Regions from separate parts of the Mus musculus genome. Here regions 1 and 2 are each linked to region 3. Evidence: chromatin loops called from intact Hi-C (ENCODE). Cell type or tissue: left cerebral cortex. All regions are shown on one strand. Each heading gives the region's core, and the rest is flanking DNA. Links, peaks and the distances in the headings are about the cores only. Region 1 overlaps Lgi2 (leucine-rich repeat LGI family, member 2). Region 2 holds the start of Lgi2 (leucine-rich repeat LGI family, member 2). Region 3 overlaps Sepsecs (Sep (O-phosphoserine) tRNA:Sec (selenocysteine) tRNA synthase).

Evidence for each region. Peaks named below come from ENCODE experiments on the same cell type or tissue, not always from the same donor. Only the 100,000 strongest peaks of a DNase experiment are listed, where the experiment ranks them.
Region 1: it touches region 3 in a loop (2.1-fold over the local background); 2 of 42 quality-filtered maps call a loop at or near these places.
Region 2: a loop joins it to region 3, with 2.7 times the contacts of the local background. A loop is called at or near these places in 5 of 42 quality-filtered maps.

The regions. Positions count from the first base shown.
Region 1 is chr5:52,528,656-52,539,409 of GRCm38, forward strand. Lgi2 (leucine-rich repeat LGI family, member 2) reads right to left here. Exons shown (of 8, transcript NM_001310604.1): 8 at 4,862-10,125. The coding sequence ends at 9,308. Among named protein-coding and RNA genes, the nearest start is that of Lgi2, 32 kb to the right of the region's middle. In left cerebral cortex, for the core only: no CTCF peak of the experiment used is centred there; DNase peaks (open chromatin) are centred at 5,260, 6,259 and 6,922.
Region 2 is chr5:52,559,991-52,570,744 of GRCm38, forward strand. Lgi2 (leucine-rich repeat LGI family, member 2) reads right to left here and starts at 6,316. Exons shown (of 8, transcript NM_001310604.1): 1 at 5,928-6,316; 2 at 3,976-4,047; 3 at 2,136-2,207; 4 at 173-244. The coding sequence starts at 6,115. In left cerebral cortex, for the core only: no CTCF peak of the experiment used is centred there; DNase peaks (open chromatin) are centred at 6,036 and 6,246; H3K4me3 peaks cover 1,655 bases; H3K27ac peaks cover 652 bases.
Region 3 is chr5:52,653,611-52,658,610 of GRCm38, forward strand. Sepsecs (Sep (O-phosphoserine) tRNA:Sec (selenocysteine) tRNA synthase) reads right to left here. Exons shown (of 11, transcript NM_172490.4): 7 at 2,616-2,745; 8 at 2,404-2,495. Among named protein-coding and RNA genes, the nearest start is that of Sepsecs, 14 kb to the right of the region's middle. In left cerebral cortex, for the core only: a CTCF peak has its summit at 2,686 (motif pointing left); DNase peaks (open chromatin) are centred at 2,659 and 4,467.

The DNA.
Region 1 (10,754 bases), core at 2,650-7,649, 120 kb before region 3:
TGCTAGAATTTGCTCTCACTTTCCCTTCCTCTGTGGTGTCATGACTGTAAATCATTGCCCGGGAATCCTGGGCTACACGGAGCCTGGGCTAGAACCTACACACTGGAGGTTTGCTCGGGTTATTTATAGTGTCAGAGGGTGCAAATGGCTGGCAGTCAGCAGAGGGAGGGAAAGCCACCTCAGCAGTCTGTGCCACTGCAAGTGCAGATGGCAGGCCGCGGGGAGCTGTGTTTTCAGTAAATAGAGCAGATACTCCACTTGGCTGGAGATACAAGCCACCAGAAAACGTCTCACTTTCTATGTGTGAATTGACCGGCTTCCTTCAGGACCCGGGTGACACTGTAGCTCCCTGTCATCAGGATGCTGCAATATGAAAATCTGGCAAGCACAGACTGGTGAGAAGAGAGGTGAGGAGATTGTTGCCACCTTGGCCAGGTCCCCGTCACAGACCTCATCACCTGTACTGCAGACTCATCCTGTCCCTCCTTACCAAACTCTTCTCCTTCCCTAACCTGCCTCAGAGAAGAAAGATCTTCTCCAACGCGGTAAAAATAGATTCCCTGGTCGCTGAGCAGAGTTTGCAAATGGAATCAGGGGACAAGGAGCCAAGCTCCCAAGGATACCAGGAGTGTTGGCTTGTCCTCAGAAGGGGACAATTGACAACTGACCTTGATGGAAAAGGTTGGTTTTTTTTTTTCCCACTTCAGAGGATTCCTTCCCCCATATGGGAATCCTGCTATGAGATTCCCAGCAGCCTCCTTGGGGCCTTGCTCTCTCTAGCTCCTACACAGTGAGTGAGCTGAGTCCTTTAGAACCTGGAAAGTGGGCTCCTTGATCCCTACCTCAGTCTGGCCTCTCTGGTCCTCTTGCAGAGAGTAAGAATGCTCCCCCCCCCCCACCCCGGCTGCTCATTCCTGTCAGCAAGTCTGCACCGTGGTCACTACAAGTCCCATGGTATGATATTTATTACTAAACAAACAGGTGCTGGGCGGACCTTGGCCCTGCTTCTCAAAGGATTCGGTACTCAGGTACTCAGATGGCTTGAGACAGAGTGATCTCAAACCCCAGGAGCTGCCAGGGACTTTATATTATAAGACCTAGAATGCTGTATGGTAGCCATACTTTCGTTTCAAATGAGTGGGCTTAAGCGTGCAGCTTAGCAGTAGCCAGAAGATGGACAAATGCCATCAAATCAGGTGCTTATGACATCCAGTAGAGATGAATAGATGTCGCATGGAGAGAAAGTTAACAGAGGTGTCATTTGCCAGTCTAAGCTTAGGTTATTTATGTATGGAAAAATGCAGTGGGGCATGTGTTGTTTCCTAAACCTTCTCAGAGTAACAAATTCCATCTAACAGTGACTTTATCCGATGTGACAATAGAAAGGGAATATATTACCCTCTGGTTCACACTAAACTTCCCCCCAAACTCGCCAGTTTTTAAAACAATAAACACTTAAATCTCACATTGTTTCCGTGAGCTAGTAATCATGCAGTGGGTGCCAGGCACAGGGAGGTGACAGTCAAGATGACAGCCAGTTCTGGGTCATTCAAAGGCTCAGCAGAGATTGCCACCCTTCATGGGAAGCCCATTTCTCCTTGGACTCCTCAGCACACTCCTGCAGTAGCTCACAGCAGCAGGTCTTCCTCAGAGATTGTGCTCAAGGAGATAAAAAAAAAAAAAGAAAAGAAAAAAGCACTCAATGCATTTTAAAACCTGTTCTCTTGAGAGACAAGGGCTGGCCGATCACTGTAAGTTCAAGTCCAGCCTGGTCTACATAGAAAGTTCCAGACCAGCCAGGGTTGCATCAAGAGACTCTGTCTCAAAAACAAACAAACAAAAATATTCACCTATTCCTATAAATCTTTAATCATTGTGCTACATTTTTACCCTACAAGCAAGTCTCTAAACACAGCTCACACTCCAGGGTGAAAATCCAGGTCCCACCTCTTGATGGAGGGAGAATGGAGGAATCTGGGAAGACGTAAAAGTTCCCAGAAGTAGAGCAGCATAGAAGAGGGAAGCCAAGGCAGAAGGGTCTAACTGAAGGGTTAGCTGAACTGAGGAAGCAGGGATGAAATACATGAGTGTTAGCTGCTGCCTGTGTCCCACTCCCTCTCTCTGCTGAGGGAGATGGGTGTGGGAAGGAGAAGGGGTCAGGTGTGGACAGAGTGGAGAGCTTAAAGAGGACATTAGAGAGAGATACAGAAGTGGCCTGTGGAAGGTTGGACAAAGGCCTTCCTCTTCGGCTGTGGACACAAGGAGAAGACCTCAAAACAGCTGGTCCTGTCTGTGTGATGTGTGGGCTGTTTCATTAAGGGTTGTACCCCCTCACTCATGTTCTCTCTCTCTCTCTCTCTCTCTCTCTCTCTCTCTCTCTCTCTGTCTGTCTGCCTGTCTGTGTCTGTGTCTGTGTCTTTCCCTCTCCCTCTCCCCCCTCCCCCTCCCACCCCTCTCTCTTTCCCTCTCTCTCTCCCCCTCCCCCTCTCTTCTCCTCTCCTCCTCTCCCCCTATCCCCCTCTCCCTCATTGGCTGACTAGGGCTATGTGTAGACCAGGCTTCAAAACTCACAGAGCTCTGCCTGCCTGTATTAAGGACTTGTGAATTCTGAGTGTTAGCCCGAGTCACATGGTGAGAACTCAGAATTAGCTAGAAAGAGTCGGATAGACAAGAGACTTGGGATTTTCGTGGGATGTAAGATCCAAGATGCTGTATGATATAAAGGGACTAGGAAAGGAGGTAAACATGAAATTCAAAAACAAACCTTATGGAACTGCAGTGTGTCCACCATTCATGGAAGACTGAAGAACACGAACATGGGAGTCTTGGGGGGGACAAGCATCCAAAGTGGCTCTTTACCCGAAGCCCCTCCCCTGGTTCATTGTTGCCTTTGACTATGATGCCCTCCCTGAGCAAACTGGGTTGTTTGCAGTGACTATCTCTCACCCAACCTGGAACTAAGACGGGGCTCTGAACTCTGTGCCATCTTGAGGGGTGGGGGCAATGTCAGTCTTGATTCAGTGAGCTAAACTTTCTCCTCTTGCCCTGAGGGAAACCCAGCTGTCCTTCCCCTCCTGTCCGTTGGAAGCCTCTTGGACCAGACACCCAGAGGTCTATATAGAAGGTTCTAGAGTGGTCAGAGATGGCTAAGCTACCGCCTGAGGAAGCCTTATACCCCCCACAGACTTCCTGCCTGGTTTGCTGCCTGACTCCAGACAGGACCAGAAGTTCACACTTAAGGAGAGGCTGCCTGGAGCGGAGGCCAGAAGGTTGGGTTTGTGGGATGCCTTCAGCTTCACCTCTGCTACCAGAGGGGTGTTTGTTTGTTTGTTTGTTTGTTTGTTTTTTAAAGTCATCTGTGCCAATTAGACCTGGTAGTAAAGGAGTGTCCAGTCTAGGAGGCAGGTACCAGTCAATTGTACAGCCAGTTGATCAGTGACGGTGGCACATCTCTTGGGGCTCCAATTCTTCCCAGACAGTTCAGCTTCAATTAGTGCTCTGATGAATGAAGAAGGAAAGTGTCTTTGCCTCTATTGGGGTTGCCAAGCCTCGAAGATATCCAAGACCAACCACACCAGGGTGTCAAGACCTGCCGCTGCCTTAATGAGCTCCAGGCTTGCAGGCTTGGAGATTTATGTTTCTTTTCCGCACTTCACAAACATGAAACAACAGAATAAGAATCCAAAAGACTTTCTCTGGTATCTTTCTGTCACTAAGGTATTTCCTGTGGCCCATGATGACCTTGTCCCTAAGAATCAGCTCTATGTACAGCTCCTGTTGCCCTGGGTCTGAGAGAATGCCAGTTGATGGTTGGGGCTTGTTCTGATGAAGTCCCCATAAACTGTGTCCTCATAGAGACCTTCAAGGGATGAGAGCAGAGTCTGTGACCTGCATCAAAGCAATAAAACCAGGCCAAAGTGTTGGGTTTTCTCTTCTGGGCTCCAGAGGACCTGGAGAAGCCCACAGATATGGGGCTGAAGGAACACCGGAGAAGGGCAGGGGCCTGGGGGTGGGCTCTCGGTGCTGAATGAGGCCCCCAACCAAAGGCCAGCAAGGAGATGGGGACTCCCACATTCCAATCATGAGAAAGTCAATTCTACGACGTGAACAAGCTGGTTCTCTGGGGGATTCCACACACAGTCCTAGGGGACCTTGAACAGAGGCACCAGCTATGCCATGCCTGGGCTCCTGCCCCTGGGACTGGGGTACAACTGTAGCAATAGAAAGCTGGTACTGTGTCAGGCCTGGGCAGTCATCTGTCTACTTATGACCCCTAGTGATTTGTTGTTGTCGCTCAACTAGCAACACAGCTGTCTATGAGCAAGTGAACTACACCTAAGTACTTTTTATGAAATTTCACGGCACATCAGAGTGCTCCGCACACAGTAGGTATTGTCTCCGTTATGTAAATTAGGCTGTTGACCCTTCCTTTGTCCAGGTACACCAACGGGTCTGAGGCTAAGGTACATGTGACAGCCATGTGTTATAGACCTCTATGCGTCACTTAGACCCTAGACACACAGAGGGCTGAGGTCCCTCCCTCTAATTGTCCCAGGTAACCACAAGCTCCTGAGAGATTCTTGAACCGCCCCCCAGACCACCCAGCAGGCTTCAGAGACCACAGATCAGGTAGCACGTTCTTCAGCGAATATTTAATGGCTTTTAGAAAAATTCTTAGTTTCCAAGTGAAAAACCAAACCGTCCCCATGGTGCCTATCTTCTGTTTAAACAGCAAAGCAGCCACATAAGCCTCTCCATCCTCCCAACCCCCCCTCCCCAACTGCTCTCTGTATCACCCTTCAGCTCTGCCATCCGGTGGGTGCATCCATTCTTTAAAAGTAGACCAGAGATCAAAGCGGTGTTAGGCATTTACTACTTTTTATTCACAGGATTACAGAATATATAGAAGAATCAAGAGGCATATCATGTGTCCAATCTATTTTCCAAAAAGAGCTAAGTAGATACAGCTTTAAAACACATCCAGCATTGTCCGTCCACTGTAAAATCCACGTCCATACACGTATAAAGTATTATTTCACCTAAGTTGTGCATTTAAAAGACATAAAAACAGTACCAAACGGCATATTGGACTAGTTTATCACAGTTCTCATACATTCCTGATAGTCAGGGGGTTGGATAGGGAACGCATAGTTTCCCCGCTAGAAAGAGGTGGCTGCTGGCGCAAGCAATGAGACAGGGTAAAGAGCAGAGTGCTCGGCTGAGAGCCCAGTGGCCCAGTGATGTCACTGTTGTCTGAATCAGCATTACAGTGGATGCTGTTCAGTGATTGGCATGCTACGGATGTGCCTGGCCATCCTACCCTCTGCTAAGGCAACGGAAGTTATCATTGCTCTTTCAAGCTCATTCCTCCTTCCCCCACAAAGCATCCACTCCCAAACCATCTGCCCTGCACGCCTCCCCCACTTTTCCCATGGCGCCCCAGGTCTAAACCACCCTATTCTTTGCACCCGCTGCTAGGTTGCTGACTCTGCTCTGGCACGCTGTCGAACACAACCCTTGGCCCTGCCTAAGGAAGCAAGGAGTGAAGTCACACAAGGAGCGAGTCTCCTGCAGAAGACTCGGGAAGCTGGCTCAAGGCTTCCTTTAGGGGGCATGCAAACCAGAGCCCTTCCTGCAGACCTTCCTCTGGTTTGCCTGGAGTCCCCTAAGCCAGAGAAATCTCCATCGTGAGCACTCCCAGAGGCTCAGCTTGTAGAACCTCATATTGATTTTTTTTCCCCTAAAAACATGCAGCCTCATTCCACGAGAAGAACACAACACTGGCCCGGAGCAATTCACCATTGCTCCTGAGTTGGGGTTTTTAATTTCTCTCTCCTAGAACTCATCGTATCTGGTAGACACCATGACAAGAACCAGATGTGTCTAGCCTCAGTATTCCCTCCATGGCTATATGTGAGAAGACACAGTCATGCCGGCTAGAAATCCTCGCTAGACAACTGAAGCCATCCACCACTTCTGGAAGGCTTTCTCAAGCCTGGCTAGGCATGCCCCACAGTTCTGAGGTGCTTGCTAGTTGTTCGATGGCATTGACGATTGAACGGTGTGTGTCAGGCATGACTTTCACCCCTGGCTCTTCATTCTGCTTGTACGTAATCTACAAGAACTGCTGCTGTCTTCACTGTCATGGTAACAGAGTCTGACTTTGGGTGGGCACAGCAGAGCATTAGAAAGAGAAAATGCAGCACCTGTCGTCCACGGGAAAGTTCTAGCTTTGCTGCTTAAAACCGGATAATCTCAGGCAGGCCATCTACTTCGGTTCTGTGTCTATTTCCTTCTCTATGAAATTAGAATAACACCTGCCCTCCGTAAACCAAAGAGCTACATGTGACACGTGAGCAGAACACAGATGCACAGGCGGGAATGACAGGAAGCTTCCGGGATGCGAGCTGATCTTATCCACAGCCCAGGAACAAAGTGCTTGTCAGCCCTAAGGTTTATTTTTAGTCTTTATAGAAATCTACTGCGGATCCTACAGAGTCTGAGGACTAACCCTTGCTTTAGGTTATGGCCTTAAAGCCGCAGGACTGATTGGAGGGATCATCTTCTGAAGCCAGCTGCAGAGACGGACAAAGGGCGGGCTGAGCAGATGTCAGTGCATGGGTGTTGGGAAGGAAAGAAAGAAGAAATGAGGAGGGAGGAAGGAAGAGAGGGAGGGGGGAGGGAGGGAGGAAGGGGGAGAGCAGGAAGGAGGGGGAAGGAGAGACCAGTCCCCCTCAGCTGGACAGTCCTATGCATTTCTCTGCCTTGGGCTCTTGTTATAGCTGTGTGGGTGGGTTTTGTTATTTTACTGGAAGAAAGCATTTTGCAGAAACTGCTTAAAACTTCAGGGATTCTTGGGAGAGAGCAGTAAGATTAATGAAGCAGAGCTTCCCACCTTATGCCAAGAACATCTATGTTCCTTCGTTAAGTTGGCCAGAACAAATATCTCCTCCCATAGCGCAGGACTCAGAAGGCTGCAGACTCCAGTCTGGTATAAACTTGTCTTAAAAAGAAAACTCGATTGCTGGTCCTCTCATACCCCTGCTGCACCACCCACCAGGGTCTTTTTCACTCCCCAAATGCTTCATCCGGGTCTGACAGCCTGCCCCACCCCCAAGTCAAACCCCACATATCTTGGCTTTTTGAACTCTAAGCAATGGCCATGGCTTCACCCTGTGAGGAAGCACAGAGAAGCTGGTACCAGGCTCTGTAGAGGTGGCACTCTGAGAGATGCCCCTGTGGGTTCCTCTACAAGCGGTGAGAAGCAAAGGTGTTCTCTCTGCCTGACATTAGTGCTACGTGCCTGTCTGCAGGACCCATGTATGGAGGAACATGGCTCACCAGTTCTTCAGAGAAAGGAAAAGCAACCATCACACTTCCAGCCTCCAATAGGGAGAGCCAGGAACTCATGGGCAAGCCAAATGAACCAAGAAGACAAAAGAAGGCGAAGAACGCATACGTGTCATTTACGCTTAGAGCATTAAAACAGACCGCTCTTTCTATTTGCTTGGCATTTAGCACCAGCAGTCTAAGCAACCACACTATAGAGCCAGAGTTCATTAAAGTCCTTGATTCCCCCTAGGCTGGAAGCATCAGCCAGGAGTGCTGATTACCATCAATGCATAGCTCTCCAGTATGGCGTACCAATCATCCCCTGCTGCTTACAGTCAGGAGACAACAGACTCATTCGCATTTGTGGGGTACCCTCTACCTAGCTACAGCGAGGATGACCATTAAAACGACATCGTGCTGCAGTGGGACTCTGCAAAACACTCCCCTAAAGCAGCTGCTTAGACAGAATATCCACTGTGCAACCATCTACACAACCAGACCCCAAGCATTTCCCTGCTGTCCCCACAGGAGGCCTATTTTGAAATAAGCCACCTGGTCCCACACACAGACCTGGCCTATGAGATTACGCTCATCTGGTTCCAGCTGGTCTCGCCTGAAGCTCTATCAGATACCCCAGCACTAGCGCACGACCTGCCTCCTATTGCTAGCGTGCTGGAGGAGGGAGGTGTGTTCCCGTGATTTTGACTTTTGTATGTTCAGAAACTTCTGCAGGGCCGCACGAGCCAGCCACTGTGCACACCTACAACTTAACAAAGGACTGTTCCAGGAGGAAGGGAGGCAGGTGGGCAGGTAGGCAGACTGCTATTGAATCAATTACTTGAAATATTAAGTTGTCCAGAGGGCAAAGACATGCAACAATCAAAGGACCCCCTCTGGGTCTCAAAGCACATGGAGATCTGAGTTAAGTGCCCTCTGACTCCGTAAAATCTCACTTCAAAAACCCTACCCAATGCCCAGGAGATGGGAACACCTGTTCCATCCCTCTAAGGGACAGATGAAAAGCACCAGTCAGCCTTTGGCCTGCCTGCCAGTTACCCACAAACTAAAAGGAACGGCTCAGAGATTTGAGCGCTCAACGGATAACATCAAACACACATGATTGCTCCAGCCACCTCGAGGGTTACCTTTAAACCACACACACACACACACACACACACACACACACACACACACACAGGGAAATCCCTTCATCTTGGGCACATTCCAGGCTGGCCTAGACACGTGTCACCAGAATATTTTCTCTGTGGCAGAGGAAACGATGTTAAACATTAACCTATGAGCATACTCATGACAGAGATCGACCCTGATGAGGGCAGAGCCAAGGTTCTACTCTAAGGAAGATTCTGGAAGACTGGCCTGGCCATGACTTTCAGGAAACTAGGATGGCTCAAAATAGCACTGTGGAGTGTTCTAAGATTTTCAAACAAACAATCAGCAAATCTTTTCAGCTCACTTTGGCTTTACCAGTTCTTAATTGAAAGACTGCCTTATCAGTTTTTCTTAATTTCTTAATTCCTATCTTAATAGGAATGGAAAGGTCAGTGGAGTTAGATGGGTGGGGGTCTCTTGTCTTAATTTCACTAGAAGGGCTGGCCCATCTTGTCTGTTTTATCCTTTTTTATTGAAATTAAAGTAGAAGCACACTGCCTTCTAGATGGTAAAGATGCTGCGCTCCTGTCTCAGATATTACAGGCTTTAAGATGTCGCTTGTAAACAGCAGCATAGGCCTCTCATGCAATCAGCCAAAAGAAAAATGCAATCCCTGGTTAAAATGTGAATCCTAAAAGTTTGAAAATGTCTAACTATTTCCCCCAGTGCATTGTGAATTTTAGTTTCAGAGCTCTGAGCCTGGCTTATTTTATGATTTTTTTATTATTATTATTATTTCTTCTTGGTCCTGTCTCTCTTGTGAGAGCTAACACTACACATCTTTGAAATGCTTCTAGTCACACCTTCACAAACTTAAATCAACAATGATATGTTCAAAAATCTTTGTCTTCCCTTTGAAACTGGATGCAAAAAAGAAATCTCTCCTGTCGGTGGAGACGGCTGTGAAGGACCGAGGCGCCTGCACATAGATTTCTTTAAACTTTTTAAACTGCTGTTTCTCTTTATCCCACTGGTAGATCTGTGAGAACGTGTAGTCACTCCCCAGGGCCAGGTAGTGGTTATCTTTGAAGGAGAAGGGTTGCAAGGTCATAGCCCCCCGGGAAGGAAGAGCCTGGACCTCCACAAACTGCTTACTGTTCCAACGCATGACCCGCGAGTCCCCAATGAAACGGGTGAGGGAAAGGTAGAGGGTGTTCTGCATCCGGAAGCTCTTCACAGCCAGCACATCCTCCATATTGGGGATGTCACCATGGGGGACAAACTTCTTGGAACTTTTATTCCACTGCAGGATGATGGGGACCTGGGAGCGGCTAGACAGGATGAGGTGAGACTTCCCGTCGATGTCAACAAACTCCGCATCTGTGTCCCTGAACCACTCATGTAGTGACTGGTAGGAGTAAAACCCTTTGCTGTTCCACTTGTAAACTGTGGACAGCCCCGCTTTGGAGCTGTCGGCGATGATGAAGAAGGTCTCGTCGTCGATCTCGAACAGCTCAATGTCGTTGGGCTTGGAAATCCGAGACACCTCTATGTCTTGGAACTTGACAAACTTGGTCCAGCTCTCGTCGTATTTGTAAATGTGAGAGCCACCGAAGAGCTGGGCCACCACCACAAAGACCTGGTCGTCAATGAGGATGGCCTTGCAGCCCACGATGGACTGGCCTGTGGCCAAAAGAAAGAGAAGACGTTAGTGTGACTGCAGTGAGTGGTAAATCTCCCTCCGGACCATGGATCAGGCACCGCTGGCCTAAAGGTACTGTGTATAAGACACCGTGTGCTTTCTTGTGAACTTAAACCTAGACTGGCCAAATGACAATTCTATTTCTTGATACAAACCCAAAAAAGCTTAAAGCAAGGCCTGGAAGAGATACCTGGATACTAAATTGAGAGACCAAATGTTCATTTTAGTCACTTCCAAAGGGACCATTGGGAAAGATGAAGAAGGCGACTTGCAGTTGGGGTCTGAAACAGCCAAGCAGACCAAAGGAAAGCCAGGGCTCTAGAAACCTGACCTTGGTTGTGTTTAAATCAAATGTTAGGGTTGAACAGTGAGGTTGGTGTCTTAGGTATGGCTTCTATTGCTGTGATAAAGATACCATGACCATGACCATGACCAAGAGCAACTTTGGGAGGAAAGGCTTTATTTGATCATCTGGGTCCATATTACAGTTCATCACTGAAGGAAGGCAGGGCAGGAACCTGAAGGTAGGAATTCGAGCAGAAACTATGGAGGAAGGCAGCTTACCACCTTGATCCTTGTGGGTTTGCTCAACCTGCTTTTTTTTATACCA
Region 2 (10,754 bases), core at 3,072-8,071, 91 kb before region 3:
GGCAAGGCTGGCTGTCCAACATGCCACAGAGATCCTTCTGTCTCTGCTTCCCCAGCACAGGGATTTCAAGCATGTACCATGATGCCTGTCTGCTTACATGGGTTTTGGAAATCAAATCAAGAGGCCTCATGTTCTCGTGGCCAGCCCGTACAAGAGATTGCATAAGACTTACAGGTGAGTCAGGTCACGGAGGCCCCGAAAGGCATTTCTTGAAATGGTTTCTATTTTGTTCCCTTCAATGAACCTAAGGAGAGAAGCAATAGAATATAACTGAATTCCCTCCCCTTAACATCTCTAACGGATGATGCAGGGTGCTTTGGCAATAAAATCAGAAAGCACTTATGAGGTACAGACACTCCCAAGTTAGCAGCAAGCTACGCTCAACTCCGTGAGGGAGCTGGGCACGTGAGCAAGAACACGTGCTCTCTGCTCCAGCCAGCCCAGCCTGGGTGTCTCCAAACTCAGAGCTGGCAACGTGGCCAATCACATCTTGGGTTTGAGCAAGGGAGAAGAACGTACTGCACGGAGGCCAGAAATTCTCCCATCTCTGCAACACTGGAAAGCTTCCAGGCAGTCTCCCTGCTCTCTCTTACAGTGCCCTGTGCCTTGCTGGCCATACTTTTGTTAATACCATAGTCCCTAGAGGAAAGCCCATCGTTTTACATCTCTATGTTTTAGTTTTTGCTGAGGAAGGAAGAGTTCCATTAAGCACAGCTTCCAGAAACCTTGAGTTCGTTTTGTCCTATACAGCCTCCTAGCTGGGCAAGTGATAACAAGGTAGAGGTGTTCTCAAGCTCCGGACAAGGCTGAGAAGCAGAAAGGGCTGTATCAGGAGCAAGGCTGGCTTGCTCTGGGCTGAGATGGTACAGGGCTTACAGCAGACACCTTGTAGCAATGACATTGACTAAGCCATAAACTCTCAAGATATGACAGGGATACATTGTAACTGTTCTCCGGGGCCAAGGAGTTAAGTCAAATAAATGCTAGCGGGTCTTTGCTGAGATGTTCTATGGGAAAGGCTTTGCTATGTCTGTGACACAACTGATGAGTTAGGTCTCACAGGGAGCAGTCTCTGATGCCAAACTCTGGTGTCTGTTTAGTACTAGACATTAGTGTACCCTGATAAGCTGCCTTTCTCCCTGACGCCCTGGGCAGCATCTGAACTCCCCACCAGAGAAAATCTCAAGTACCCCACAGCTATTCATGGGCTTTGGGGCAACCCTGGTGGCTTCAACCCTGCAGCTGTGACACTCTTTGCACATCAAATACATGTCAAAATACAGGATTATAAGAGGGTTCTCCGGAGAAAAAAGTTCCTGGGGAGACTGCGTTCCCTGAGAGTTCATATCAGCAGAGAGCTTTTTCTACCTGGGAGGTGTCTAGAATTCCAACATCTACCTGTTCACCTCAGATAAGACAGCAGGAACAAGGCTTTGCAAATCCTCTGAATGCTAAGCAAGGAAATCCCAAACTGATAGCAGGATTAATGTTATTACTGACTTACCAAATACAAGGCTAGGACAACTTAAGGGGGAAGAGAAAGGTTTGAATGTGAGAAAGGCTGACATAAGAACCACAGCCAAGCTCAATGCTCAAGGGGGAAAAAACGGTCCATCTGAAGAAGGGAAGAGAATTCCCTCTCCTGTTTTCTTGTTGTTATGGTTTGGTTTGGGTTTTCATTTTTAGAAAAAAGAAAAATCTAATTAGACCTTCAACACAACTCCCAGAAGCCAGAGCAAATGGGATATGGGACAGCTGGATAAAAACCAGGCAGTTTACCCCCAAATAGGGAAACTTTGTTTAAAAAAAAAAAAAAGCCCCCAGAACTGTCCAGCTCTATTTCTGGCCCATCAGCAAACCCATGCCTAGTTATGGAGGTAAAAATATCCAACACGATTTCCAACTGTGCTTGCTACATGACAAATTAAAGGTCAGCAGAGAATGAATGAGTGAGTGTCTCCCTTTCTGGGCTTTGTCTCCAGCCTCTTCCTGCCCTAGCACACTGAGAAGTAAGTCAACTCACGGGTCAGAGTCGCATGAGAATGGGGTTTGCTGCCCCCCTCTCCCACCACAGGACACAACTCAGAAATCTCCCAGAGGCAACAAACTTTCAGCAGACACCACACAACACTTACAGGTATTCAAGATGAAAAAGGCCAGCAAAGGCATCGTCCCGGATCACCGTGAATGAGTTAGAATTCAGCAATCTGAAAACAAGGCAGGTTTTAACAGAGATGGAAACGTGATGTCACCTGAGGAAGCCATTTCTTTTTCTTTTGCTAGGTGATGGTCCCTATGCAAATGAGGGCTATTCTCAGCCTAAGGACAACCCCTTAGGTCCCTAATGTCCTCACCACTGTGATAGGGACAGCAAGAAAGGGATCCCTGTTGGCTGAATTTCCCCCACTGTCTCCAATACTACCTGTCTCACGCCTGGAAGAACTTAGGAACTGATGGCCATCATTCAAAAGCAGTTTTCTCCTAGGCACAACAAGGCAGCCAATAAATATTTCAGGATGTCCAAGAAACCATGGAATTTCAGACCTGCAAGGTCCATAACCCAACTGTATTCTAGAGATTTTGAGCCCCAAGAAGATAAGAGACTTGACTAAAGTCATACAGTGGGGACCTAAGAGCAAAACTCCTTTCTACCACACTATACCTTCTCCTGAGAAATAATCATTTTTAAAAGGTTAAGAAATCTCCAAAAAGACTATCTCTATGTAGTTTTCAATTTGCGTGGCTAGGTACATCCATTTGATAAATATTTACAAAACCACCTATGTTTATTTGACCAAATAATATCTATGCTATATTTCTATTCTAAAAGAGTGGAGATTTAAGGGTATGTATGTATGTATTGCAAAGTTGCATGTCCAAAAATATATCTGTGAACACAAGTGTGCCATAACACATATGTGAGGTCCAAGGATAGTTTGCTGGAGTTAGTTCACTCCTTCCACCATACAGGATCAAACTCAGGTCATTAGGCATGGCGGCAAGCTCCTTTGCCTACTGAGTGTGTCCTGTTGCTGGCATACAAACTGAGATCTTAAGTGGTAAGTTTAATGTTATAGTAGCTATACAACATATTAAAAGCAACATATTAAAATGGCACCTTATTGTGGCTAGGTAGTGATGAGCATCTCTGACCTTTTCTACAGTGCATTGCTTGCTATAGGTATAGTCTCACTCCATCCAAGAAATATGGCAAGCGTCAGTGCTATATACTCACGACTGCCTGCTGATCTTTGTGTTGTTTGTGTACTGCTAAGGATGGACCCCAGCGCTGCATGGTAGGCAAGCGCTGTACCACTGAGCTACATACCCTCCACACACACATACACCCCTGCCTAGTGAACTGCTTTCGAAAAGTGACTGTGGGACAATTATTTTCACTATCATACATTAACTGACTTGGGTTTCGGGACCTTAAATGGGCACTCACCATGACTCGGTAACTTGGATGTGATTCCCAAAGAGGAGCTGGGGCAAACATAGTTTGGGGCTTCCAGGTTGGATCCTGACTCTGTGACTCAAGGCAAAGCATTTACCTTTCCTGAGCATCAGTTTCTTCATCTGTCAGATGGGAAAACAAAAGTACCTTTCCTGCAGAGGCGCCTTGCCCGTGAGATAAAAACGCACACACCTGTGCTGCTTGCTGCATGCATGTGAGACAGACTGGAAGCATTCCTATCGAAGAGCAGTATCAGGATTTTTTTTTTTAAGATAAGCTTCTTTTTGAGGTGAGATGTTGGAGGTGAAACTCTGGTTATGGTCGATGCAGCCACCTCCCAATTGCCTGATCTGTGACTGGGATCTACCACAAGTCCCAGGGGAGAAATTGGCCTAAGTCAGGGAAGGCCCTGGAGCAGGAGAACAGTGGTTTAATGTGGACCAGCTAGGGTGACTCGGAGGGTTGTTGGTTATAGGAAGACCCACTAGAACAAGGCAGGCACCACGTCTCATACTCACAGCAGCTGCAGAGAGGGCAGGTGGGAAAACATTCGGTCCTTGATTTCCAGAAATGTTCCATTTACTAGGCTCCTACGGGCAAGAGAGGGACAGAGTGAGGCCCAGGGTCCTTTGAGGAAGTGCCGAGCCAAGTGGGCAGTGGGCAGTGGGCATTTCCTCCACCTGAACTTCACACTCCTCCTCTCTGGGGTAAAGATTCTTGTGTTTGGCCATTGTCTTCCCGGGGAGCAAGATGAGAAAGAGGAGAGTTGCTTCCCAGTATACTTGGTCAAGAGGAAAACTAGTCTGGCTAACAGAATCCAGTGCTATGTATGGGTCTGGCTCCTCTCACAGACATTAGCTCAGTCAGCTTAAATCAATTCCCGAGCTTCCCTCCCTTAACTACAGGAGGCCTCCGCTGAAGGTGGATAATTACTTCACCCAGGATTCTGTTTGTGCAGACACAAAGTTAATGTTGGCCCACAAAACTCTGGGGTAGGATTAAGCATTCCCCCCTTGGAAGCACAAGTCTCTGGAAGACACTCAGAGCACTTCTGACTAAATGCACTGTGAAAGCCTTGGGGGAAACTCAGAGACACCTGAACTGGCCCAGGAAGCGAGAGGCAGGGCCATCTGCCAGATAAATGGTCGAGCTGGGAAAAGAAGCTTGGCTGCTTCTGCCTCAGGGTCTCCTGCCCTTTCTGGCCACAGCAGGATTTCCATACATGACTGGAGTTAACATGCAGAACACTTCAGCTTTGATCCCATCCAAAGGGTTTAACAAGAGAAATTCTAGAATCCTCCATGTGATCTAATTTAGCAAGAGTAAGAGGCAAACGGGCCTGCTGTGCCCACAGCCAAACTCTTCCAACTTTTTACAGATGTAAACAGGACCTTGAACCCTCTCCCTCCCTGTACGCTGATGCTGTTTTTGCCTTGAAGAAGCACAGGACACGATGGAGAAGGCACAAGCAACGTGGTACCCAGAACTACCTTACCCTCAGGATCCCCTCCTCTACATCTGCAGGGGTACTCCAGCACCTCAGCCTGGAATAAGGGGCTGTCCTAGCAAGAGATGCCCCAGCAATAAACAGACCACCCTCAGATCCCTTCCATAGCAACACTTCACTATTGCCACTGTGTGAGACCTAGTTGAAAGTGCTTAGCAAGCAAGTGGAGGAATCTCTCTGGTTAGTTCTGTCAGTGCTGGTAATACAACCCACCATGGAGAAAGATGGTAAAAAGGGGGCCCTCTTGAACTCAAGGCAAGAAGTTGGAAGGTTTCCCTCACTAGGGGGCTCGGCTGGACACCATATACGGAAAAGCACTTAGAAGTCTTCCGGGTTTCCCCTCTCTAAGCCACGTGGAGTAACCCCTCTACTTCCAGAAGCTGTGTGCCTTTGCACAGCTTAGGCATTTCCTAGCCTGCAGTGTGGAGAGGTCAGGAGGGGGCCAACCTCCCAGCAGAGCTGAGGCCCGCTGCAGTGAGGCCTCACCCATTCCTAATTAGCCGCTCAATCCGGGCGCATACAGCTGCTCTCCAGTCACACACCCACCCACTCACCAACACAACAGAACCACTCAAAACTTTAAGGTGCCCCAAGGATCACCTCGTGGCCCGAAATACAGGCTGTGAACTCTGGTGCAGAGACCCTATCCCATGGTGGGCCCTGGGTCTGCAGTAGCATCAGCTCCCCCCCAGGTAGGTCTGATGCAGGTGGCCTCGGGCCACAATGAGAAACTGTCACGCGGACCTGTCTGGATTCCCGTACTCTGGGGTTTAGAGTCGCCCCCCACCCCACCCTCCACTCCACACAGATTCCACCCACGTTCCGTGCCCCCCAACCCAAAGGCAAAGAAAGGGACTAAGGAGCAGGGTCAGGTGGCGCTGCCCCAGCACCAGCCGCAACTCCCTGGCGGCGGCCGGCGCAGGGCAGGGCAGGGCGGGGCGGAGATGGAGGGGTCCCACTCACAGGGAGCTGATGTCGCCAGGCACGATCCTAGGCACCCAAGAGGAGCCCACGCAGATGATGGACTCCTTGGTACAGCTGCAAGTGGCGGGGCAGCGCGCCAACCGCCTCACCTGCGCGCTCGGCGGGATGAGGCACGCGGCGCTCAGCAGCAGCAACCCCAGCGCCCCGCCGCCTCTCCATAGCGCCATGCCGGGTCCCCGGGTCCCCGCCCGGGCTCGGACCCCCGCCGCCGCCGCCGCCCCGCGCCGTGCGCTCGGACCCAGCGCCGCAGCAGACGCGGGTGCCGCTTGCCGATCGGCCGCCAGCGCTGCTGGCGAGGACGCGGGCGCCGCGGGTGTGGGAGGCCGAGCCGCAGCCGAGCAGCATGCTGGCCGCCACCCCCACTCGGCGCCCCCCCACCCGCGCCCGGGCTGCTGGGCGGCCGCCGCACCGCCTCACCCGCGCTGGCCTGACATCAGCACCCGCGCCTGCCGCGGGCCCGGACCAATGAATAATGCACGCGGGGGCCCGCCCCGCGGGGGAGGGGGGGGGAGGAAAAGTTGGATGACCTTGGGGGAGGGGCCAGCCGTGGCTCAGACCCCCTGGGAGCAGGGACCCGCAATCCTTCTGTGGCTGCAAAGGATTTCACAGACAGTGGACTCCTTTCTACGGGGTCAAATCCTGAGCTTCCTTCCCCGCAAAAAATAAATAAATAAATAAATAAATAAATAAATTTTAGAAAGTAGAAACCGTAAGAACTGGAGCCTCTACACCCCCAGAAAAGTAGGAGTGGGGAGCACTGTCTTGACCTGGGAGAAAGGTCTCTATCCCCGAGTGCCCCGAAGAGGCCAGACCTTTGTGCAGACTTCATTTATCTTACAGAGGACCTAAATGACTGTAGCACAGGGACCCGACTGGGCCACCTTGGCTGGCCCACCATGTTTCTGTGGGGTCTGAGTCTCCACTGCACCTCAGCTCACTGAAGCCATCCCTTTTCAGTTGCCCAAGAAAACTAGAATCGCAAAACTGCTACAGCAGGGTATCCCCTGCCTGGCTGTTGGGCCTTGCAAGAACCTAGCCTGCGAAGAAAAGTTTCCTGGCTCAACACGGTAGCTACACACGGTAGCTACGCCCCACCCCCACCCCCTGATTAAATGATGGGGGACACAGATTGTTAGGAGAGACAGAGTTTGTTGCTCTGAGCACTGGGCCTTTCATCTCCTAACCCTTAGCGGATGCTATCCATCTTCAAGAATTTAACTGATGAGAAAACTGAAGCCCAGGAGTCCTGGGTAGCTGTCAGAGTGTGCTGTTAACAGTCAACACCAAAGAGAAAGACTGGAGCCTGAGATGGGGATTTGTAACTGGCCCCAGGGAAACCCTTTTTACTTCTAGAATCTGTCTTAAGGAGCGTTAATGTTATCATAAGGTCGTGTGCTGCTGGGGGCATGGAAGGAAATGCCAAAGCAGAACAAAGCATTATAGATTCCCCTACCCCACCCCTGCAACTGCTCTGAGCTCAGACCTGTCCATCAGGCTACCAACCTGGGCAAACCATTCTGATGTTAGCGTGTGCCTGAAACAAGTACAGCCAGTGCAGAAGAGGAAATTCATCGGTGCTGCCTCTTATTCCTGAATCATTTTAGCACAATTCAACGGGGGAAATATCTGGCTGTCCACTATGGGAAAAGAGAAAAACTCTCCCTATGGGCAGGAAACTTCAGTAGCTGGACAGATAGCCCAATAGAAGGACCTTCCCATAGTTACATGGATATAAGAGACTGGCCAAAGGGTAGAACATGGGATGCTACTATGGCACTTCATGGAAAGAGTAAAACACGGTCTTAGTTACTTTTCCTGTTGCTATGATGAAATATCCTAACAGAAACATCACAAATAAGCAACAGTGGCACTATCTAGCAGAGATATCCAGGGCTCAGCCTCAGCACCAATCAGCAGGTGGGACCAGGAGGGACACCAAAAGAAGTTCTCAGTTGTGCCTCTCTCAGAGAAGCAAAGATCAGCAAAGACAGGAGACCAACAAGCATTGTTCAGCTAGCTCTGCTGGCAAGCCAGCTCAGCCTCCCTCACTGTCTGTTGAGTCCTATCTATAATCCCTCCAACCATCACATGTCCCCCACAGGTCTTGCCTCAGCACATGAGTCTGTCTCAGCTGACATCACTCTGTCATCAGACCGAGTCTACAGAAGTGACAAGAAGCCGCAGCACACCACCAGAACTTTTTCAGTGCGTTTCTCTCTATGGAGTCCTGACAAATGAAGCTCAACTATGCAACATAAGGCGGACCAATACATGCACATGAGCAAAGGATCCTTCATCATGTGTCCTTTCACCGCTGTTTGCTTCGGTGAAATGTTCATTGACGGGTCGGCCTTAGCCTTTCACCTGTGTCCACTTCAGTGAAATGTTCCTTCATGTTCCACCCAGCAAAACACCATCCAACACAACTGACTTTCCAAAGAACACTAAAGTTTCCATCTCACTGAAAGACTGATTTAAGCTAAATAGTTCCTCAAAGATGTTCCTGAAGGTTTGTCCTCTAGGTAATTCCAGTTGGCACTCAACCATAACCATCACAGATATCGCTGAAGGTCACCATGTATCCAACAGGAACATCGATGTAAACCACATATTACCATAGACTAGTCACACACACATACACAAACACACCCATACGCACACATCCTGATATGCAAATAAGAGGCAGAGAGAGAAAGCTAACTGGGGAAATGGCATGGGCTCTTGAAATCTCAAAGCCCACTAAGCAGGGACACACCTCCTCAACATAGCCACACCTCCTAGTCCTTCCCAAACAGATCCACCAACTGGAGACCAAACGTTCAAAGATATAAGCCTATTGGGGGGGGGGGGGGATTCTCATTCAAATCGCCAGCAAGCTAGAATCAGCTGCAGCCCATTCTGAGTAGAGTGCAGAAAAAGACCAGAGGAGTAGGCCTGGCAGAGCTGTTATTTGTTTAGGCTCTGGTAGAGACTCTAAGTGAGTGCTTGTAAATTATAAGGCACAGTTTATAAATTAAGAACATAAAAATGGAAATGTAGATTACTTTGGTTTGGTTCCAAGATCTTCAGCAGTTTGAGGGGAAGAAAAATGTAATAGACAATCAGAGAGACACAATCTGTTTCCAGGAACTAGTCAGAGATTGTGAAAATGTAAATGCCTTCATTGCGATGGACACTTGTCCCCGCGAGGCCTGGCGATATGAACGCCCAGTCCTGTAGTGTAGGAAATGGTAGAACTCCTGTTTCTTTTTCTGAATTCTCGCACTGTCTGTACTTTACATTACTGCACATGCTTCAGCTTCAGAACTGTGTTCATTCATGCCCCTGCACTCAGCCACCAGTCAGCACTGACTGGGAGCTTGCTAGGAGCTGGCAGTGGTAAAGTAAGGCCAAGACAGACATACTCCCTACCTCCATTGGAGCTAGACATTAAATAAAAGAATGTACTAATGGATAGGCAAATACAAGCAGAGGACAGGATATGGGAAGATCTAGCTCGGGGTGAAGGAGACAAGGAGAAGCAGAGGCCAAGGAAGGGGGAGTGCAGGCAGAAAGCACAGCACATGCAAAGGCCCAGGACTGAGAAGAGCTGAGTGCCTGTTCAAACCATATATGGCATGTTCAGAGATAAAGGATGGGGTGCCCTGAGTTCTGGAAGGTAGGAGCAAACAAATCACACAGGACTCTGCAAGCCAAAGCAAGAAGCTCGGCTGTCCTTCCTAATGCCAGAGGGACCTGAGTCAGAGAATTGGCATGATGTCATATACTTCCAAGTATCTGATTCTGACTGACAAGTCAGGCCCAGAAAGGGGTAAAGGCAGCTGGACTCAATCTACAGCAGGAAAGAAGAAATGTGGTGCAGTTTCAAGAGGCATCCTCAGGGAAGAGTCAGCAGAGTTCACGTTCATTTCAGGCGGGAAGTCAAAGGAAGCGAGCGCCAAGGTTACCTCTCAAAAGCTGGCTAGGGCCTGTGTGTGATGGATGGTGGTGTCACTTCCCAAGATGACAATGTCTGAAGAAGAAGAGGGCTTGGTGAGAGAGGGATGTCAACAGTTTGGTGTCAGGGACATTGAGTTTTAAATGTCCAGGAGGCATCCAAGTACTGTACATGCCGAATGGGTCTTTAGATGCCCGATCATACTGGTCCATACTGGTCGGGAGGAGTTATGGGAGTTAGCCTTCACATCCTCTGGTGAAGCTTCCGTTCTTTCCCAGTTCTCAGTGTGCTGTTGGTAAATTGCATAAGCGGGAGGGAGACATTTCAGATGTGCATTAGCGAGAAGATATCTCTCAGATGTATCCAGCCAGGAACAATGCATATTACAGAGAACGGTGGAGCTAAGAATACTGCAGTTGGAGACGTATTTTTAGATCACAAGTAATCTTCACACCCTAAACCGACTATAATAAGGCTTTTGAGAATCCTAAAGACTTTCTCATACAGTTACTCTCCCTTCCCAACTTGCAGACCGAAGTCTGCCAACAGCCCCACCTAAGTGTCCCCACAGAACCGCAAGCCCTGGAGAGCTATCCCAGCACCTAAAGCTCTTGGCTCCCAAGCTTAGAGAGAAGTTGCCCATTCAAACCTCAGAGGCATTTGGTTTGAATGATTGTACTTTGATGATCCCCCAGGACTGTCCTCCCTCACACACACACACACACACACACACACACACACACACTGAGTTTGCCAATCCCAGTTCCACCACATCCAATCTGCCACTCTGTGTTTGGCTGCTGATCAAGCAAACACAGAAGCTATTTCTGCCCCCCCCCCCCCCCCGTTCCCATCCCACCACAACCCCA
Region 3 (5,000 bases), core at 1-5,000:
TAGATGAGACCACATGAGAGTCTTCCGAGTCAGCTGCACGTCATTTATTATAATGCACGGGAGTCACCATTTGTTGTATACTTGGAGTCTACATAGCTTTCCATAGTTAAGGAAAGATGTACCAGTGTGTTCCTCTGTTCACTAGATACTTACTTCCATGTTTGGACAATTATAAACTGAGTCATTATAAGCCCCCAACTATATGTTTTCATACAAACTCAAGCTTTCATTCTCCTGAGTAAACAGCTAGAAGCACAAGAGCTGCTCTGGGTGATTATGTCTAACTTCTAGGGCACTGCCACAGTAGGGTCCAAAACTGAAGAACGAACCCCAAAGTGTGGACACTTTGCCCCTTCTTAGAATTGAGAACAAAACACCCATGGAAGGAGTTACAGAGACAAAGTTTGGAGCTGAGACGAAAGGATGGACCATCTAGAGACTGCCATATCCAGAGATCCATCCCATAATTAGCCTCCAAACGATGACACCATTGCATACACTAGCAAGCGTTTGCTGAAAGGACCCTGATATAGCTGTCTCTTGTGAGGCTATGCCGGGGCCTAGCAAACACAGAAGTGGATGCTCACAATCAGCTATTGGATGGATCACAGGGCCCCCAATGGAGGAGCTAGAGAAAGTACCCAAGGAGCTAAAGAGATCTGCAATCCTATAGGTGGAACAACATTATGAACTAATCAGTAGCCCGGAGCTCGTGTCTCTAGCTGCATGTGTATCAAAAGATGGCCTAGTCGGCCATCACTGGAAAGAGAGGCCCATTGGTCTTGCAAACTTTATATGCCCCAGTACAGGGGAACGCCAGGGCCAAGAAGTGGGAGGGGGTGTGTGGGGGTGTGTGTGGGGGTATGGGGGACTTTTGGGATAGCATTGGAAATGTAAATGAAGAAAATACCTAATTAAATTAAAAAAATAAAATTAAAAAAAAACATATTTAACATTCCTATCAACAATGTCAGCTTGTTTCAGCTCTGTGACAGGATTCAGTATTGTCAGGTTTTTGTTGTTGTTTTAGTTGTGTTTTTGATTTTACCTAATCTCTGTGTGTGTGTGTGTGTGTGTGTGTGTGTGTGTAATGTGAGGTTGCTCACTGTGTTTTTAATTTCCATATCTCTAATGAATGACAATGTAAATCTTAAGAAATATCCTCACAATTTAAACAGTAAATAACTACTTGCCCATGGATTAAATTATTAGGAAAAGGAAGACTGGAGTAAAATGCCACAAAAACTTTAAACATCAGTTCTGTGTGAGGAATAACACCCTGTTGGAGGGTCTATGTGATAACAGCTATGCCCATATGCTTTAAAACATGTCAAGTACATCTGAAGGATTCCATTGCTAGTTGACGCCATAAGGCTGCTTAGATATAAACACCATGCCGCTGGTCTCCAGCACTGCTGGATAGATGAATACTCACTTTCATCTGACCTAACCCGTCAACAGTTACGGAACTGTCTCAAATGAAGCTTTTCTGTGTTAGCTTGTTTTTAAAAACATTGGGTCTCACTATGCTGCTCAAGTGATCCTCCTGCCTCAGCCTCCCGAGTAGCTGGGACTATTTCAGGCCAACACCACCAAGTTTATCACTTTTTTCCCCCACAGCCAATATAAGGAATGAGTCCAGTGTTTCAGCAACACTGAAGGAGGGAGTTTTTATTTTAACATAAGGAGGTGGCTAACCCCTACTGGTTCTTCCTTCTGCAACTAGACCAGCACACCAAAACACACCCTCAGGCTTCCAAAATCAGCTCGGCTTTGGTTATTTTGAACAGGGTCTTGCTGTGTTGCCATGGCTGGCCTGGCAACTCACTCAAAAGAAAACTTTTCATTTGTTTTTCAAGGGCCTCTATGCCAGAAGTGGTGGTAGATGCTTGTAGTCCCAGCACTTAGGAAGCAGAGGCAGGAGGACTACCCCAAGTTTGAGGCCTGCCTTCTTTACATAAGCAATCTCCAGGCCAACCACAGCAACACTGCAAGACCCTGTTCAAACAAAACAAAACAAAACAAAGCCGAACCAGTGCCACTGCTAAGCAGGTCAAAGGCCCTTCGTCTTAAGCCGTGACCTACACTCAGTCCCTGCTCCCACAGATTGTCCTCTGACGTCCACTCACACATGCCATGGCACATGCACACTCAAATACATGTAAGAGCAAAGTGTTTAATATGGTTTATGTTAAAACATAAAAAGGGGAGCTTCTTTACCTTTAGGTAACAAGTGACCACATAATTCCCAATACAGAGGTTTCTAAACAAATACTAACAGTAAAGTAATGCATGTGACTATTCCTCAGCACGTGGACAGACAGAGGACAAAACACGGATGGTGGCTCCCATCTGAGTGATATGCAGGCTACAAGAGCAGCACTGAGTACAGGCAGACCTCACCTTTCTCTCCTTCAACAGCTTCCTGTAGCCACTGCAGCCCAGTGACAGCAAGGTGATGAGGACGTCTAAGGACGGCGAGGCTGAGGCTCTTCCTGCAAACAGACGGACAGGGTGTGTGAAGGAGGCTGACGGGAGGACTCGCCACAGAAGGCTATGTGCATGTGCAGTTTTGCCCATTAGTTACTTTCCCATAAACCAAGTTATCTACTGACCTGGATACATCTTGCTGATGTCCTGAATGAAGGGCTCATTAAAGCCAGCAATTATAGCACCACCTACTGGAACCATAAAATTTTTGTCCAAGCTCTGAACGAAAGCATCAATTCTACCAACCCGAGCCCCCTAGAATCAAATAACATGTGGGTCACATGTTAGTCACGGTGAGGACAGACAACTGCTATTAACAAGTAAAGGCCACAAGAACAACAACAAAATCATGTTCTACAAAATATACATACAAATTTAATTTCATTTCCACATTTGCAAAGGCTGCTACTAATTTTACCTTAATTTTGAAGTAAAAATGAGTACCCCTAAAACAGTGCATAGACCTTTTTTCAAAAGCAGGTGAAGGACTGTAATTGTCTTTGCAGTAGGGCAAGTACAGGATTTACAGGACTAAACCACAGCTCTGAGAGGTGCTCATTATAAGCAGAACACCGGCACTCTGCAGTGACAACTGTTCTCACAGATTAATCACCAACTCATAACCCCTGGGAAGCAGGTGGGATTTCATTACCAGCAGGAGTAGGAATTCCTGTGTAACAGCTTTTTACCTTAAAACTGAGAAAGAGACAAAGCATTTCCCCATGCCCTGCACCTGTGTCCTTTATTTGACAATAAGGTCTGCAGTGATTAAGTAGTTTAAATACTAGCATCACAATCTAATAAACTACAGCTGCCCAAAGTGCCAAGCAGCTAGAAAATTAAGTGCCTCTCTCTGATCTATGCCTAGCATAATGTTTTCTTTTTAGGTTTGTTTGTTTGTTTCTCTGTGCTGAAGACTGACCCAGGGCCAGACAAGCCATCGAATCCAAGCCTAGACTTCAAACAACAAGCTCTACTTCCATAATGACTTTGACCACAAAAGAGAAGCCACATTTTATGTTTATCATCGACAAAGGGCCATTTCATTTGTATATTCCTGGCAGCTCCAGGCGATGCTTCTCCATACCTTGTGGTCCTTAATTCTGTGACCTTAGACAGTCTCGTTCCATGGCGAATGAACTTGAAATGGAGTCTAATATCCCGGCACAGAGCGGAACATGCACCTACTAGAAACGTGGAACCAAGTTCTGCTTCCCATTCGACACAGCTGTGACCTTCTGTCTAATGTGGTGCAATTTTCTCCTCTTAAAAATGGAGATACTATCTAAATTTCAACTCACATAGTTTTTTCTTTATCTGCAGCCACAGATTTTCAATCTGTATTCACAATCTACATTCCTATTAATATTATAACCACATTTGACCTTCCTTCTCACGCTTCCTGCCCACCTCTGTATCTCAGGGAGAATGGAAATCGTAGATAGCTGGTCTAATCTGACAGACCAGATGTGGGCAACAGGTAGAGACGGCAGTAGCTGGGGAGGGGCGGACCACTCAGAGACCATCACCTGACTGTTTCAGCCTTATTCTTGCCGTGACTCTTACTTCTCAACAAACTGTGAACAGAGGAAAAGCCACCTTAGCTCAGGAAGAGGAAGCAGCACAAACACCAACAGAGTAAATGATGGGAAAGCACAGCAAGTTGTCCCAGGTAAAAAGTGGCTGCCAATAACTGTCTAGGCTTTCTGAGAAGACCCTGCACCTAACCTGGGCGTGGGAAGGCCAAGAGAAGGAGCAATCAGCACTCCAGACTGCTGCAGCACCCTATCACCATGACGACTGCACTCTCCACTGCAAGAAAACAAGCGGGCCACACCAGAGCTCAGAAATGTTCAAGGGCCACACTCCCCACACTAACAAAATGCTGTCACTAAGGAAGAAAAAGAAAGAAGCAGCAGAGCAAAGGCTGATGGGGAACAGGACGTGGCTGTGTGTTTTGTGTGATGTTATCAGGGAGCTCACACACGAGTGGGAACCCAGAAGATCTACTGAATGAAGTAACCAGTAGACATGTGCTGAAGCAGCAGTAGCACTCTCTGCTCCAGCTCTTAACAAGTCACGTTGCTGCTTCCCACACTCTGCAAACAGTCAATCCCACACATATGTTTAAAGCTCTACTTTGTGCCTCTCCATTAATCTGTCCTAACAACTCAAATTAGGCATTTCAGAAAACACAATGAACGAAAAGTGTACTTCTTGAGACTTCTTATACAGAATATCCTATCTGCACAGATCTAAGTCATTCTGGGGCATCTTTTGAAAATGCTACATTTCAGATATGATCGTCTTCTTCACTGACCACATGGGTATATGATACTGTTTTCTAAACACTGTGGTTTTCCTGTGTTGTGTTTAAGGGGTAAATCTGAGCCCTGGTGTCAACTCTGCCATACAAGCTGTTCTGTACTTAAACTTCTGAGCTTGTTTCCTTGTATATGAACAGGAACAATAAATAGTACACCTTATAGGATAAGGTTAAAGACATTCAG